Linked DNA regions of Homo sapiens: regions 2 and 3 are each linked to region 1. Evidence: read pairs that join two places in POLR2A ChIA-PET (ENCODE). Cell type or tissue: PC-9. All regions are shown on one strand.

Region 1 (4,000 bases):
AATATCTCTATGAGATAGGAACTCTTTCTTTCTTACTTTTTAAAATAGAGATAGGGGTCTCGCTATATTGCCCAGGCTTGTCTCAAACTCCTGTGCTCAAGTGATCCCCCTGCCTTAACTTCCCAAAGTGTTGAGATTACAGGCGTGAGCCACTGTGCCTGACTGGCCGAGAGCTCTCTTATTCCCACTTTATACATGAGCATAGTGAGTTTTAGCAAGCTAAGAAACGTGGCCTGGTTGGTGGTTTGTGGAGCCAGGATTAAAATCCAGGTAATCTGACTTATATCTTCCACAGTTATAACTATACTACCTCTCATTATATCTTTTTCTCTTCTCATCTTTATCATTTAAATACTTTTATAAAAGGCATTTGAGATGGTTAAGCATAAATATGTTTCTCAAAGCAATAGATACCAGGAAAACAGTTCCTGGTGGCCTTGCTTAGAAGCCATGTTCTAATCAATCAAGATTCTTAAGGAAGAGTAGCATCATCAATTGTTCATGTATATTAGTAGATGAGTCTGGAAAGTGGAACCAAGGTTCTGGACTTCTTTGTTTCTTTAAGCCTTCTAATTATATTTTGATGATTATGGTCAAGTATATGGATTCTAGTTTGTCTTTAGTGAGAGATTCAAAAGGAGCATTGTGTTTAATTCTAGAAACTCGAGATACTAATATTATCACGATGAGTTCACTCCTATTATTTTCATGTTATGTTTTTTTGGATTAGTAAAATTAGCTTAGTTTTGGCCAGGCGCAGTGGCTCACACCTGTTATCCCAGCACTTTGGGAAGCCGAGGCAGGTGGATCACCTGAGGTCAGGAGTTCGAGACGAGCCTGGCCAACATAGCAAAACCTCGTCTCTACTAAAAATACAAAAATTAGCCAGGTGTGGTGGCACGCACCTGTAGTCCCAGCTACTCGGGAGGCTGAGGCAGGAGAATCACTTGAACCTGGGAGGCGGAAGTTGCAGTGAGCCGGGATCATGCCACTGCACTCCAGCCGGGGCAACAGAGCGAGACTCTGTCTCTAAATACATAAATAAAGCATATGATCTATATGGACAGTCATATCTTTTTCTTTTTAAAAGTCCATGCTGATGCTAGACGTAAGAGATGATTTGCACAGAGTAAGTGCTAAGGTTGATAACAAATTCCTTCTGTAGGGTGTTTATCCAAGAGGGGAAAATAGGAATTCTAGAGGGGAAGATATGAAACTTTTGGGTATAGATCCCTCAGCAGAGCAGAAACACAGAGGGCTTAGGCACCTCATAAGAAGAGCTAATAATACTGCCACTGATCATGGTGATAATAAGAAAGAGAGCAAACATTTATTTACTGTTTGCTAAATATAGTGCTGGCACTTTAAATGTATTATATGAATAGATTAAATGGGTTAATAAATGTAGAATACATAGAATAATGCCTGGTGCATGGTAAAAAGTTATATAAACAGCTGCTATTTTTATTGTACTTTTATATTTTTATATAATATATTTTTATTTTTTAATTTTTATTGTTATCCTTTTGGGTGGTGATTGTAATTATTCTTCACAGCAACCGTATAAGTTAAGTACTATTATTATCCATTTTACATATGGGTAAACTGGATGCCAGAGGTTAAGCCAGGAAATAGTAGAACAGGATTCAAACTCTCTAGTTTTATGTAGTTGAGTCTTTTTTTTCAGTCAGTCTCACTCTGTCACCCAGGATCGCCCAGGCTGGAGGGCAGTGGTGAGATCTTCACTCACTGCAGCCTCTGCCTCCTGGGTTCAAGCAGTTCTCCTGCCTCAGCCTCCCAAGTAGGTGGGGTTACAGGTGCCCACCACCACGCCTGGATAATTTTTGTATTTTTTTAGTAGAGACAAGATTTCGCCATGTTGGTCAGGCTGGTCTCAAACTCCTGACCTCAAGTGATCTCACAAAGTGCTGGTATTACAGGTGTGAGCCCGGCCTTGAGTCTTTGTTTGGTTAGGACTGCCTAGGGATATAGATAGCTATTCTACTTAGTGTTGCTGGAAAGTTGCCCTTAAGGAAGTGACATTTAGGCTGATACTGAAAGATAAAAAGCTAGGTATGCAAAAGTTGAGAAAGGGAAAGAGGAACTTTAGGCAAAGTACAGCAAGTGCAAAGGCCTGAGGGGAAATGGGTTTGACATGGTTCTGTAAACAAAAATGTCACCTTCTGAGTGAGTTCTTCCCTGAATACTGTATTTAAAACTGGCCAGGTGTGGTAGCTGATGACTAATTCCAACACTTTGGGAAGCCGAAGTAGGCAGATCGTTTGAGTCTGAAAGTTCAAGACCAGCCTGGGCCCCATTGTGAGACCTCATTCTTTACAAAAAATAAATTCGCTGGGCATGGTGGCATGTGCCTGTAGTCCCAGGTACTTGGGAGGCTGAGGTGGGAGGATCACTTGAGCCAGGGAGATTGATCCCTGTTTTATTTTCTCCATAACACTTATTATTGTCCCACATAGTATATAATTTATTTTGGTTGTCTCTCCCACAATGGGATATAAGCTTCCTGAGGACAGGGATGTTTGTCTGATTTGTTCATTGTTATTGCCAGGTCCTCCCTTAGCCCATGGGACTTTTTCCAGTAAATTAGAAAAGAATGCCAGGCACGGTGGCTCACACCTGTAACCCCAGCACTTTGGGAGGCCAAGGCAGGCAGTTCACCTGAGGTCGGGAGTTTGAGACCAGCCTGACCAACATGGAGAAACCACCATCTCCACTAAAAATACAAAATTAGCCGGGCATGGTGGCACATGCCTGCATACCTGTAATCCCAGCTACTCAGGAAGCTGAGGCAGGAGAATTGCTTGAAACCGGGAGGCGGAAGTTGTGGTGAGCCAAGATGGTGCCATTGCACTCCAGCCTGGACAACAAGAGCAAAACTCCGTCTTGAGAAAAAAAAGAAAAGAAAAGAAAGTCTCCTTTCCAAAAGGTTGTGGCTCCACGCGGGACACGTAGTTCGGCTAGAAAAGCATGGACCTAGATTTTGGCCTCCTCTTGCCTCCTCAGCCAATTATACAAGACATAATTGAGCAACCATTACATGGCAGTCCTAGGATGCATTCATAGTACCTAGAACAGTGCCAACGTGTAGCAGACATGAATAAATATTTGTAGAATGATGGAATAGTTTAGAGTGAAGAAGAGTGATTATGAGATGAGAAAGTAAGCAGAAACCAGGTCAAGTAAGACTTCTAAGGAGTTTGATCTTTTTTTTTTTTTTCCTAAATAGCAGTCAACTGACAAGTCCCATGGAATACTTTCCATTAAATCATAATCTGTATTTTCAAAAAGCAGTGCAAGTAATTCTGCAGTAGAGTTAGTGGCCCAACTTTCTTTTTTTTTTTTTTTTTTTTTTTTTTGAGACGGAGTCTTGCTCTGTCGCCCAGGCTGGAGTGCAGTGGCGCAATCTTGGCTCACTGCAAGCTCCGCCTGCCGGGTTCATACCATTCTCCTGCCTCAGCCTCCCGAGTAGCTGGGACTACAGACACCCGCCACCATGTCTGGCTAATTTAATTTTTTTTTTTTTGTATTTTTAGTAGAGATGGGGTTTCACCTTGTTGAGGATGGTCTTGATCTCCTGACCTCGTGATCCGCCCACCTCGGCCTCCCAAAATGCTGGGATTACAGGCGTCAGCCGCTGTGCCTGGCTAGCAGGCCAACTTTCAATACTTTTGGACCTTCAGGGATCCATCTCCTGCCTATTTCACCCTTGTCTATTTGGCATTTTACTTTGCCTGCATATGTGGGTTTACCATGTTCTTTCAAACTCTGTGCAAGGGAGTTTGGGATGAACTATATGTAAAATATTCATTTTTTTCCTTGCAACCCCAAATCCAAACACAGTTGGATGGAGTTTTTAATCAGGGTTATTGCAGAAAACCCAGGACCTCAGGTCCTTGTGATTGAGTGGTGAATGAAGGGGAAAATGAGGCCACTTGAACATTATTCTGTTTAGGAACTTGCTGTATGAATTAGTAGAGAC
Region 2 (4,000 bases), 100 kb before region 1:
TTATGCTTTCCTAGCACTCTCAGTAGTTTGCTTCCTTTTACCTTTCCCCCACCCCCATCTCTTATCCCACTTCCCTACCCTGAAGACTTCTCTAGCAGCTTGGAAACACTCTAATTACTGTAGCTATTATAGTCACAACCCAGATCCTCCACCTCCTTCTCTCTCACCCCTTTCTTTCTTCCCCCCTCCCCTTGCTCTAGCAGCAGGAGTTGAACTGCAGTCTCATGAGCACAGTCAGATCTATGAATGAGCTTTATATCTTGTCAAGGCAGAACTCCAGATCCAACAGGGCTAATTTTTCATGGTTCTCTTGCTGTTTGTTCTTGGATCAGAGTCCCAGAAATAAGAGATGGCAAATACCTGTCAGGTCATATCTAGTCCATCACTCAGGGGCAAACCTAGGATTTTTCTCTTGTCTCTGTGAGAAATTTTTCCTTCTTTCTTTTGCAGGTGAGAGCTGTCTGATGCCAGACAAGCTCTGAAACTGCCTTCTTTTTATTGTGTTCTCTGGTCATTAGTGTCTGGCCAACTTCTTTGGGGTTTTTTTCTTTTTTAATTCCATTTTTCAGGAATACTTCCTCCCAGCAATATCTCTACCCCTTCTTCAGTCCTTTCTTCTTGATTGTGGGCATCACCTTTGTGGATTCCTTTTGTACCATCAGTTATCTATGCCAGAAGTATCACTTTTCTGACCTTTGCCACAAGTGTCACTGTGGCCTGCTTTTAAGGAGGTACATTTGATGAAAACACAGGACATAAATTCTAGCAGGTGGTAATTAATAAAATACTTTAGAAAACATGTGCCTTAGCCCGGTGCGGTGGCTTACGCCTCTAATCTAAGCACTTTGGGAGGCCGAGACGGGCGGATCATGAGGTCAAGAGATCGAGACCATCCTGGCCAACATGGTGAAATCCTGTCTCTACTAAAAATACAAAAATTAGCTGGGCATGGTGGCGCACGTCTGTAGTCCCAGCTACTCGGGAGGCTGAGGAAGGATGATTGCTTGAATCTGAGAGATGGAGGTTGCAGTGAGTGGAGATCGTGCCACTGCATTCCAGTCTGGCAACAGAGCAAGGCTCTGTCAAAAAGAAAAAAGAAAATATGTGCCTTAAGTAACCCCTGTACTATATGAACAAATGTTGCTTCTTCTGTTCTAACACTTCTCTTTATGTGGATGAAATTTTATTTTTCTGTGTCTTTGTTACAGTTAAGATATTGTCTAAGAGTGTTATGTTTTCTTTACTAGTATGCTTTTTTTTTTTTTCTTTTTTGAGGCAGGGCCTTGCTCTGTCACCAGGCTGGAGCATAGTGACACAATCACGATCACAGCTCACTGCAGGCTCAACCTCCTGAGCTCAAGCAATTCTCCTACCTCAGCCTCCCAAGCAGTTGGAAGTACAGGCAGGCGCCACCACACCCAGCTAATTTTTTTTTCCTCCCTCCCTCCCCTTCCTCTCCTTCCTCTCTTTCCTTCCTTCCTTCCTCCTTTCCTTTCCTTTCCTTTCTTTTCTTTTCTTTTCCTTCCTTCCTTCCTTCATTTTCTCCTCTCTCCTCCTCCTTCTGCTTCTCCTTCCTTAAGACAGGGTCTCACTCTGTTGCCTAGGCTGGAGTGCAATGGTGCAATCACAGCTCATTCCAGCCTCAATGCCACCACACCTGGCTAATTTTTTTGTGTGTTTTTTTTTGTTTCGCTGCATTGCCCAGGCTTGTCTTGAACTCCTGGGCTCAAGCCATCCTCCCACCTTGGCCTCCCAAAGTGCTGGGATTATAGGCATGAGCCACTGTGACCAGCCCAATTTTTAAATTGTTTTTGTAGAGATGGAGTCTCACTATGTTGTGTGCCACTGCACTCCAGTCTGGTTGCCCAGGCTGGTCTCAAATTCCTGGACTCAAGCAGTCCTCCTTCCATGGTTTCCCAAAGTGCTGGGACTACAGACATGAGCCACAATGCCTGGCTAGTATAGCTTTTCAAAGAATAGAGGGGAAAAAATCATAGAATTGAGAGTCATAAAACCCAGATTCTGATCATTACTGTGCCTCTAATTAGCTGTTTGTCCTTGTGCAAGTCATGCCCCTGTTTTCATGTGCCTCATCTGTGAAATGAACACATTAGACAGGATGATCACTGCGGTTCCATTTAGCTGTAGAATATCATGATACCAAGATTGAGAGTCAGGTTGACACTTGTAGTCCTAGCACTTTGGGAGGCTGAGGCAGGAGGATCACTTGAGCCCAGGAGTTGGAGACCAGCCTGGGCAACAGAGAGGCCTCATATCTTAAAAAAAAAAAAAAAAAAAACAACACAATTCAGCCTGGCCAACATGGTGAAACCTTGTCTCTACTAAAAGTACAAAATTAGCCGTGTGTGGTGGCACATGCCTGTAATCCCAGCTACTTGGGAGGCTGAGGCAGGAGAATCGCTTAAACTTGGGAGGTAGAAGTTGCAGTGAGCCGAGATCAAGCCATTGCACTCCAGCCTGGGCAACAAGAGATAAATTCCATTTCAATAAATACGTAAATAATTAGCCAGGTGGTGTGCACTGTGGTCCCAGCTCTTCAGGAAGCAGAGATGGGAGGATCGCTTGAGCCCAGGAGGTCGAGGCTGCAGTGAGCTGTGATCTCACCACTGCAATTCAGCCTTCACTCGCACAGAGCAAGACCCTATTTCCAAAAAAAAAAAAAAAAAAAAAAAAAGATTATGGTGGAAGAACAGGACAAAAATATTTAACATAAGTGAGCATCTTTTTTTTTTTTATTGCTGGTCAAAAATATAGCCGGTATTCAGAAGGGCTAATGAGTGCAATTTCAGTTCCCTGGGGCTTGACTCTCATACTCTTTGATTTGTTTGGAAGGCTGTACTTTTATTAGGCCATCTTTTTTTGGAGGGTTTTGTAGCCTCATTCTGCAGGCTCACCAACTTGCCGCATATATCTTTTTCTAGTGTGCTTAAAACATAGGAGTGGAAATCAGAAAGCTGCAAAAAAGGCTGGCCTGGCTTGGTGGCTCACGCCTGTAATCCTAGCACTTTGGGAGGCCGAGGCGGGTGGATCAGCTTGAGGTCAGGAGTTGAGAAAGCTGCAGAAAAGGAACCTTAGCTTGTGAGAAGGAAGTTGTACCTGGAAGGATTTGCCATCTATCAATAAGAAGTAACTTTGTAAATTCAGTCAAGGATCTAATAATCTATTATATCTGAAATCTGGGAGCTAAATTGGACTGATTATGGAGGTTAGTTGGATATTTTTCCACTTTTGACTAGTCAGTAGAAATTCCACTTTGAATTAACTTCTTGGGACTGAGTACAAGTTGAGTTGCCCACAGTGTTTTGTTCGGAAAATAAAATTATGTTGTTATTTATTTATTTTTGACAGGGTCTTACCCAGCCTTGACCTAGTGGGTTCACCTCAGCCTTCCAAGTAGCTGGGACTACAAAAGTGTGCCACCATGCTTGGTTAATTTTTGTAATTTTTTTTGTAGAGATGATGGTTTGCCATGTTGCTCAGGCTAGTCTTGAGCTCCTAGGCTCAAGCCATCCTCCTGCTTCAGCCTCCCAAAGTGGTGGGATTACAGGTTTGAGCCACTGCACCCAGCCAATTACGTTATTTTTAATGCTGAAAATGCACGTTGATGACATTTGCCGAAGTATGACGAACAAGGGGGTATCTCTGAAATACCCTCCTAAAAGAGACGAGAAATGAAAAGCTGGTTGGTAAGTGTTTCAGGAACTTTCAGATTGAGAGTAATGTTAGGAAGTATTTGCTTTCAAGCAGTTTTTTTTTTCTTTTTGAGATGAAGTCGCTCTGTTGCCCAGGCTGGAGTGCGTTGGCGTGATCTTGGTTCACTGCAACCTCCACCTCCAGAGTTCAGGCGATTCTCCTGCCTCAGCCTCCTGAGTAGCTGGGATTACAGGCGTGTGCCACCATGCCTGGCTAATTTTTGTATTTTTAGTAGAGATGGGGTTTCACCATGTTGTTCAGGCTGGTCTCGAACTCCTGACCTCAT
Region 3 (4,000 bases), 220 kb before region 1:
AATTTATCCTAAAGCTAAAATGAGATCTGGTGATTATCATGGATACTCAAACACCAAAAAAAGGAAGAAAAGAAAAAAATTTCACATCATTCATTATGGTCAACAGAGAAATTAAAGTGTATTTTAAAACATATTGGCAAGGCGCGGTGGCTCACACCTGTAATCCCAGCACTTTGGGAGGCTGAGGAGGGCAGATCACCTGAGGTCAGGAGTTCGAGACCAGCCTGGCCAACGTGGTGAAACCCCATCTCTACTAAAAATACAAAAAATTAGCTGGACATGGTAGGTAGCGGGCACCTGTAATTCCAGCTACTCAGGAGTCTGAGGCAAGAGAATTGCCTGAACCCGGAATGTGGAGGTTGCAGTGAGCCGAGATCACGCCACTGTACTCCAGCCTGGGCAACGAGAGCGAAACTCCACCTCAAAAAAAAAAAAAAAAAAGTATCAAGACAGAAGAAAATGTATAACTTTCATTCAGGAAGTCGTAAATACCCCTTTTTATAGGCTAAGGAGTTAGAATGTATAAGCAGCAGAAATCCATGGGGATCCAATGCTATTGTTCCCTGGCAAATTTATGTAGCATTTTGATGGAGACATCAAACTCGGCACCCAGGCTTCTCCCTTTTCGTGGCAAGGGCAATGGCTACCTCTTCACCCGACATCTCTGGACAAGGCAAAAACTAAGAGAATATCCCTCTACCCAGTATACCCACACCTCCAATGTGATGGGTGAGAAATTATTAAAGAATAATTCCCATCCCTAGCACCCCAACCCCCACTATAACTACACTGCCCACTTGGAGCTTCTGGGTGAGGGACAGACTACATTAGTGTGGGGACAGTCCATCTGTCTTTCTATCTCATCAGAACATTCCTGCTGCAGACAAAGCATGGCTTCTATCCAGATGGCTCTCTCTTTAGGCCATTTCTGGGATACCACACTAGTGCTATTTCAATTTCTCTGAGATGACTGAGTCTTTCTGGTCCGCTAAGTTAAGGTTATAACCTCAGCAAGTTTGGTCTTTTACAGTTTAGTAACCCAAAAGCCTGCCGTCAGAATTTATTAAGATCCAAAATGAACCTAGCATGGTGGTTAGCACCTGTAATCCCAGCTACTCAGGAGGTTGAGGTGGAAGGATCACTTGAGCTCAGGAGTTCAAGACCAGCCTGAGCAACACACTGAGACCCTCGTCTCCAAAAATTAAAAAAAAAAAAAAAATTAAAAATTAAAAAAATCCCAAATGAAAAGTGCCAACTATGTGCACACATTTAGATGAAAACTAAGCAACTGGCACAGAGGGTAAGATAAAATCCACTACTGAAAGAGTAAATTTAAGTAAGCTTGTTTTAAGTTAAAAATCCTCAGAAGAAGCTTCTTTTCTGGTTTTAAGACATCAAGTGAATAAAGATTTAATCTAAAATATCTTTTTATCAATTTTTTAAGCTTCCATCAACAAGTGGACTATGTTAAATACTACTTATAAAAATGGTTTTATCGGCTGGTCGCGGTGGCTCACACCTGTAATCCCAGCACTTTGGGAGGCCAAGGCGGGCGGATCACAAGGTCAGGAGATCGAGACCATCCTGGCTAACACGGTGAAACCCCGTCTCTACTAAAAATACAAAAAGAAAAAAAATTAGCCGGGTGTGGTGGCAGGCACCTGTAGTCCCAGCTACTCCGGAGGCTGAGGCAGGAGAATGGCGTGAACCCGGGAGATGGAGCTTGCAGTGAGCCAAGATCACGCCACTGCACTCCAGCCTGAGCAACAGAGCAAGACTCTGTCTCCAAAAAAAAAAAATTGGTTTATCAAGTGAACAGTGAGAATTAAAAGATGCATGAAGTTACCATTCATATAGTTTGAAATAACAATTAACTTTAAACAGTATCTGTCATCATCCTGTATAACTCAATATAAAAATGCAAGATCTTTGGTTACATGTTCACTGATAGAGCTGATATTATATAACCTAAATCTACTGAGGATTTTTATTTTTACAAAATAATCTGATGAACTCAAAGCCATAAAACATAAAAGGGGTTGGGAGAGAAGGAATCTGAAACAGATGGCATCTAAATTTTTTTTCCTGAGTCCATCTTGAACACAATCCCAATAATGTCAAAATCCAATTTTGCTCTCCAAATAAGTAATCTCCACAACTTAAAATGGTAATTCTGAAGTAAATCCATTCTTTTTCTTTTTTTTTTTCCTCCCAGCTTCTCAGAGCTTCTATATTGGGCAGAAATGAGTAGAGACAAGTTAACTGTTAAAAAGAGAAAAACTATCATTCCACAAATTCAAAAGTTATTTCCGGAAAATACACTTATCTAAAACCACTGAAGCAGTTTCTATCAATATGTAGTACTAAAATCTATGACACCAGCCTTTTTTTATATAATGATTATTTATCCTTATTAGAGACTAAATCACAGCTCCATAAAAGAAATATGCTTTAAAATAAAAATGAGCTCTGGAAGAATACTCATTTGGTTTGAGTAAAAAGAAAGCACCGCCTGGACTTTTTAATAACATTTTCACAGTAACTCACTCCTGATTGTATAGCGCCAATAAATTCAGCTGTATTTTGTTCATTATCTAATTCTAGTATATGGTACATATATAAACCTTCCCAATCTTTCCTAAAACTTTCTGAGGTCATCCAAGAGATAGATATTAAACAAAGGTTTAGTCATTTTTAGATTTCCTGACAAGCAAATTCCATAACTGACAACTGCAAAGATCCTTGGAACGGCCACAGACTTTGAGAGGAAGTGGTGATTGAGAAATCTCTAACCGTCTCTATTCATTGCACACAATTAAGATAGAATTTTTTACTCTAGCAGCTAGTATACTATCTCTTATATCAAAATTAATAGATTATCGGGCCAGGCACGGTGGCTCACGCCTGTAGTCCCAGCACTTTGAGAGGCTGAGGCGGGCCAATCACTTGAGGCCAGGAGTTCAAGACCAGCGTGGCCAACATGGCAAAACCCCATGTCCACTAAAAATACAAAAATTAGCCAGGTATGCTGGCGCACACCTGTAATCCCAGCTAATCGGGAGACTGAGGCAGGAGGGGCGCTTGAACCTGAGGGGCAGAGGCTGCAGTAAGCTGAGCCTGGGCACTCCAGCCTGGGTAACAGAAACTCCGTCTCAAAAACAAAAAAGATTTTTAAAAATATTAATACAGTATTATAGTTTGAGAAGAAGACAGGGGAAAAAGTGGGAGCTTCTGAGAGCTTTACCAAAGCATATGATCTCAACTTTAAGATTTAAAGGATGATAAAAAAATGATACGAGAAAACACAGCAGGCCGGGCAGGGCAGTTCACACCTGTAATCCCAGCACCTTGGGAGGCCAAGGTGGGTGGATCACCTGAGGTCACGAGTTAGAGAGCCGCCTGGCCAACATGGCCAACACCGTTTCTACTAAAAATACAAAAATTAGCCAGCATGGTGGCGCATGCCTATAGTTCCAGCTTATTCAGGAGGCTGAGGCAGTAGAATTGCTTGAACCCGGGAGGCGGAGGTTGCAGTGAGCCAAGATAGTGCCGCTGCACTCCAGCATGGGTGACAGAGCAAGACTCCATCTCAAAAAAAAAGTGAAAAGATAAAAGAAAACACAGCAGAAAGCTTAGATATATACAGACCTTACACTCTCAGAAGAGCCATTTAGAAAGCTAAATAACCTTACCAAAACTCTGTAACTATCACAAAACATAATTTGAATTCTTCTTTTTTTTTTTTTTTTTTTGAGATGGAGTTTTGCTCTTGCCCAGGCTGGAGTGAATGGCACAATCTTGGCTCACCGCAACCTCCACCTCCCGGGTTCAAGCGATTCTCTTGCCTCAGCCTCCCGAGTAGCTGGGATTACAGGCATGCTCCATCATGCCTGACTAATGTTGTATTTTTAGTAGAGATGGGGTTTCTCCATGTTGCTCAGGCTGGTCTCAAACTCCTGACCTCAGGTGATCCGCCCACCTCGGCCTCCCAAGGTGCTAG

The links. ChIA-PET counts read pairs that join two places held together with the same protein. Peaks named below come from ENCODE experiments on the same cell type or tissue, not always from the same donor. Only the 100,000 strongest peaks of a DNase experiment are listed, where the experiment ranks them.
Region 2: POLR2A ChIA-PET joins it to region 1 with 5 read pairs; 7 of 35 experiments call an interaction of 5 or more read pairs at or near these places.
Region 3: POLR2A ChIA-PET joins it to region 1 with 9 read pairs; 4 of 35 experiments call an interaction of 5 or more read pairs at or near these places.

The regions. Positions count from the first base shown.
Region 1 is chr15:64,569,996-64,573,995 of GRCh38, forward strand. All of the region lies in intron 2 of ZNF609 (zinc finger protein 609), which reads left to right. The region is part of intron 4 of LOC101930091 (a long non-coding RNA gene); the gene reads right to left. Among named protein-coding and RNA genes, the nearest start is that of ZNF609, 110 kb to the left of the region's middle. RefSeq lists enhancers at 2,171-2,240, 2,271-2,370. In PC-9, no CTCF peak of the experiment used is centred here; a DNase peak (open chromatin) is centred at 2,076; H3K27ac peaks cover 953 bases.
Region 2 is chr15:64,466,758-64,470,757 of GRCh38, forward strand. The region is part of intron 1 of ZNF609 (zinc finger protein 609); the gene reads left to right. Among named protein-coding and RNA genes, the nearest start is that of ZNF609, 8.2 kb to the left of the region's middle. In PC-9, no CTCF peak of the experiment used is centred here; no DNase peak of the experiment used is centred here.
Region 3 is chr15:64,348,715-64,352,714 of GRCh38, forward strand. All of the region lies in intron 1 of CSNK1G1 (casein kinase 1 gamma 1), which reads right to left. Among named protein-coding and RNA genes, the nearest start is that of CSNK1G1, 5.5 kb to the right of the region's middle. In PC-9, no CTCF peak of the experiment used is centred here; no DNase peak of the experiment used is centred here.